Regions from separate parts of the Mus musculus genome. Here region 1 is linked to region 2. Evidence: chromatin loops called from intact Hi-C (ENCODE). Cell type or tissue: gastrocnemius. All regions are shown on one strand.

Evidence for each region. Peaks named below come from ENCODE experiments on the same cell type or tissue, not always from the same donor. Only the 100,000 strongest peaks of a DNase experiment are listed, where the experiment ranks them.
Region 1: it touches region 2 in a loop (2.9-fold over the local background); 5 of 42 quality-filtered maps call a loop at or near these places.

The regions. Positions count from the first base shown.
Region 1 is chr14:61,044,798-61,047,297 of GRCm38, forward strand. Tnfrsf19 (tumor necrosis factor receptor superfamily, member 19) reads right to left here and starts at 2,058. Exons shown (of 10, transcript NM_013869.5): 1 at 1,318-2,058. All of the region lies in intron 2 of Gm41167 (a long non-coding RNA gene), which reads left to right. In gastrocnemius, no CTCF peak of the experiment used is centred here; DNase peaks (open chromatin) are centred at 1,301 and 1,756; H3K4me3 peaks cover 2,150 bases; H3K27ac peaks cover 2,189 bases.
Region 2 is chr14:61,096,275-61,098,774 of GRCm38, forward strand. No RefSeq gene overlaps it. Among named protein-coding and RNA genes, the nearest start is that of Gm41168, 41 kb to the left of the region's middle. In gastrocnemius, no CTCF peak of the experiment used is centred here; no DNase peak of the experiment used is centred here; H3K27ac peaks cover 982 bases.

The DNA.
Region 1 (2,500 bases), 51 kb before region 2:
ATGTAGGTACAGAGCTCTAAGTCCTATTGTCCTGAGTGTCTGAAGTTCAGTGTAAAGATGTGTGTGTGTGTGTGTGTGTGTGTGTATCTGTGTCTGTGTGTATGCATGTCTTTGAGTGTGTTTGTGTGTGTGTTTGTGTGTGTGTCTGTCTGTGTGTGTTTGTGTCTGTATGTTTGTCTATGTGTGTGTGTTTGTGTGCATCTAAGTGTATGTCTTCATGTGTGTGTCGGTGTATATCTCTGTATTTGTATATCTGTGTTTTTGTGTGTCTGTGTGTATGTGTGCTTGTGTGTCTCTGTGTGTCTCTGTATTTGTGTGTGTCTCTGTATTTGTGTGTTTCTGTGTGTGTTTGTGTCTGTGTGTATGCATGTGTGTATGTGTATGTGTGCGTGCGTGCGTGTGTGTGTGTGTGTGTGTGTGTGTGTGTGTGTGTGTGTAGAAGTTATGAATTCACAAGTAGCAGTTAACTGGCAAGCTGGGTGCCCAGTATAATTTGGTTTTGTAGGGCACTAATTGAAGTGAAAATGTGGCTAAAATACTTCATGTAACATAATAACTGTTGATTGCCAGATAGTTTTGGTAAACAGTTGGCAAATTGTAACTCACAACAGCTGTCACTATATATTTAGAGTAAATGTTAATTTAAGAATATTAACCTCGGGAGTGTTTCTGTAAACAAAGCTTCTCCTATTTTCAGAGGTTACAGAGCCTGGCTTGGGTATTTTTAGCCAAACCTAACGCAGCTTGGCGCTCCCTGTTTCCGAGTTCCTCCGCTTTACACTTGAAAGGCTTCAGTCCTAAATGCCTTTGCAGAGATTCCCTTGGGAATGCGAATGGCAAGGACACATGTGCGATAGATTCACATCTCCCGGAGGCCGGAGAATAAAGTAGTAATATTGCTAGGATTGCTAGAGAGGAGTTTTGCTCCGTAGGGTGGGGGGAGATAGGGGAAGAGAAAGGAAGGTGGGGTGGGAGTGAGGGGGTGTTAACAGAATCCCACCGTTTCTAAATAAAGTAAGAGGAGGTTTTCCAGCCCAGCTTCCAGCGTCTGAAACCCTGCTGGCAACAAACATTAGCGAGGCTCTGTTTTTGTCCTGTTGGAACTACTCACTTCCAAGTAAGATTTGCATGACAGATATCAAACTCTTGTGCAAACCGCGAAACAATTGCATCAAGAATCAAATTCAGTTTCACGTGCACGCAGCCTGGTGCTGGACTTGGCTTCAGGCATGCTTGCTGGGAGCTGATAGCCATTTTTCCCCCTTTGAACATGCGAGGAAAACGCAGTGAAAGTTCCAACCACACACGAACGCCTACCTGCTACTCGCCAGTGCTGTGCTCCAGACTCACGCTTTCCGCAGCTTGGTAGCACTTCCGCGCCAAACGCTTTTACCTTCCCAAAAATGTGTGTGGGCGCAAGCCCAGACAAACTTCAAATCCAGGAAAATGGATTACCCGCGCAGATCAAAGGCAGGCGAACTAGGAGATGGAGTGCCTGTAATCTGATCGCCGATCAGTTGCTGCGCATCAAAGGCAAGGCTGAGTTTACTCGCTACGCGCGCAGATCTAGAAAGTTCGCTACCGTCTGGTTCTTTTGTTAAACGTGGGCCACGTTGTTCTGCCCCAGCTCTGGAGAGCAGGCTTCCCCAGCCTGGGCTGAGCGGCTGGATCTGCAGCTCTCTCTCGCGGTGCCCCAGCTGGGCTGCCTAGTGCCAGCGCTGCTGCGCCGCATCCCTTTCATCTCGCTGAGTGGCAGCTCCCATGACATCATGCCGTGCCGTGGGGCTGGCCGGGAGAAGCCAGTCAGCCTGATTTCTAGTCGCGTTGGTCTGTGCCTCGCCCGCGACAGCCCTGCAGTGTGTCTCTTGGCTGGGAGGGACACACCAGGACTGCTCTGGGCCTCTGTGCTCCGGGCCTGTAAGGTCCTGGATCGTTGCAGGTTCCAGTAGACAGCATCAAGCCGCTGCCTGTGACAAAAAGCACGAAGTCCCTACCAGAGCAGGGTAGTCCGAAACGCAGCAGAGCGGCACAGCAGTGTTTAATTAGGCCGTTTCTCCGAACACCTGCCTTACACCGCCAGGGTCACAGGCAAACGTTTTAAAAAGCTTGATTCCCCACCCCCAACCCCACGCGCGCGGCTCCCCACCCCAACACACACATACTGCGACAAGTCTTTAAGAATTAGTAAAATGTCTTTTCCTGGTGAAAGTATTACAGGTGGCGCCAGTCAAGTATGGCTTTCATTGAGTGAAGGAGTGGATACTACAACTTACAGAGATACCGCCACTAGCTCACTGGACACCTGGGTCAGAAGCTTGTTAATCTAAATTTGGGGTCCTAATAAAACAACAACAACAAAGGATGCCTTCCTTCTGAGTTGCAATCATGGATACCTCTAGCGACTCCTAAAAGTCACAGAAAGGTGACTTAGAGGAAAGCATTTGCTTGCAATCACTCCACAGCTTCTGTCCCAGGCAAAGCACAAATCACAGTTTGGATC
Region 2 (2,500 bases):
GGAGATCAGTCCATCTTGATTGTGGAGGGGTTACCTTACCCCATAAATCCTTTGAAACTCTCAAATAGTTGTAGAAATGTCTCTAAATTCACAATGCAGAGCTGAGTGAGTGGCTGTCTGCTGGGAGACATGACGTCTCACTCTCTTTGGCGTGTTTGCTTTACTCAGCTTTGCTAAACGAACAAATATCTGCTTAAACTGTCTGTATTTTCCAATTGTATTCTTTCCTTCAAGAAGATAAGAACTCAGAGATTTCTGTAACAGCATGGCAGCCACCATGGCGTGGCCATCCTCAGCCCAGTGAGCATGCACACTCAACCTCTAAACAAGGCTGTGGACAGTTACATAATTGTCAGCCATCATGGAGGCCAACAGGAAAGTAACAATGGCTGCCTCCGTGCATTATCTTTCAGGGACTTCGAGTTCTCTCGGGAGTAAAAAGTCCCCTCTCCAATCTTATGTGTTAGAATACAAGCTGTCTATTTTGACCCAGTGAGAAATATTTAGTTTTAACTGTGTTGATAAAACATTTCTTCTTGCAGACACTGATATTGTAGGTGTTACTTGCCAATACTTACCTGATCCCAATCTGGGTGTCAAATACAACTTAACTCAGGCTAGGGTCGTCTGAGGATGACCTAAAGTGAGGAATTAGTTCTACCAGTCTTTCTTTGGGGCATCTTCTTTACTGGTGGTTGATGCGGGAGGGCTCAGGCCACTGCCACCACCTGGGCAGGTGGGCCTAGGCTGTACAAGAATGCAAGCTAGATCTAGCAAGCCATGAGGGGTAAGCCAGTAAGCAGCACTCCTGCACAGCCCCTGCTTCAGTTCCTGCCTGCAGGTTCCTGCTCTGAGTTCTTCCCATGACTTTCCTCAGTGATGGAGTCCAAGTTTTAAGCTGAAATAAACCCGTTCTTCACCAAATGGCTTTTGGTCATGGTGTTTTATCACACTAACAGGAAGCACACTAAGATGACTACCCATCACCAAGTACTGACATCATCAGAGAGACTTTCAAACAAGGTTCCATATTTACATCTCATTTATATCCTCCCCTTTGTCTTATGACTGTCTAACTGTGGTTCTCTCTCCCATGGAAGTGGAGAGCACTGAAAATGTCACTAAATGTTGGCTACCTGAAAAGGTCCTAGATATTTCTTCTTCTTCTCTCCCTTGAATCATTTTACCATCACAAGTAAATGAAATTGGTTGCTTCCCCTCTCTCCTGGAGGGGAGGGGAACGTTTTTTTCTTCATAACACCACTAGCTTTGTCCAGTGTATTAATTTCATTTGTGCTGCTGTGGTAAAATATACTAACAAGAAGCAACCCAGAGAAGAGAAGAGAAGAGGAGGGGAGGGGAGGGGAGGGGAGAGAAGAAGAGAAGAGAAGAGAAGAGAAGAGAAGAGAAGAGAAGAGAAGAGAAGAGAAGAGAAGAGAAGAGAAGAGAAGAGAAAGAAAAGGTTTATTTGGCTCACAATTCCAAATGGTTGGATCAGAGGATGCAGAACCCAGAGATATGAAGGACCAACTGTATCATTCCAGGACAACTCCAACAACAAGCAGCCCTTGGAAGGTGAGCTCGGACTTCTATGTGGGCCATGTGGGTGGATTTGAGCAAAGGCAGGCACATTCCTCCTCGTTTGCTTCCTCTGAGAAAAGCTGCAAGCATGGTCCTGCTCAGCTGTGTGGATGTGGATACTCTCATGGGGGTGTGGATACTCCTGGGGGTGGGTGGATACTCCCGTGGGGATGTGGATACTCCTGTGGGGGTGTGAATACTCCTGTGGCGGTGTGGATACTCCCATGGCGCTGTGGATACTGCCAAGGTGGTGTGGATACTGCCGTGGGCTTATCACCACTGCTCACATTCTGCTTTGTCGGATGAGGAGCCCATATTTGGACACTGGTTACCCAAGATCACCCTGGACACTCTCCTGAGCTTTGCAGTGACCTCAGTGGATTGTTAAACCTGCCTCAAGGCCAGCAGCCCTCATCCAGCACCTTCTCAGCTTCTGCTCAAGTTAGAAGGCTCCCCTGAGACCTAACCCCAAGCCCTTGGAGGTGACTTTGGCAGTGCTCTTATACAAACAGATGACGACAGCTGGTAACATTAGCGACTTCGCTTGTCATCTCCTTTTTCTGGGGCAGTTGCTTCCCTGAGAATTATTTGTGTTTGCTGTTCTCGTCCATGGCAACCATACAACACGGCTATCCAGTGCCCCTCCCCACACCAGCAGTTGCTTTTCACGGTTCTATTTTGGGAGTGATGTGGACTTTCGACCATGCTGGGTTGAGTTCTTGCCCCCACCATGTCACCAATGGTACCTTGTGAAATAGTCTTCTATTTGGTCTGCACTTCAAGAGGAAAAAAAAAAGGTCAAATTTTCTCATTTGTCCCAAAGGTGCTATTATCCATGTTTCAATTTTAAAGGATTAAAAATAGACAACATTTTCTTCCTGGATAGAGGAAGGGGGCTGGCTAGATAATTCAGTGGGTA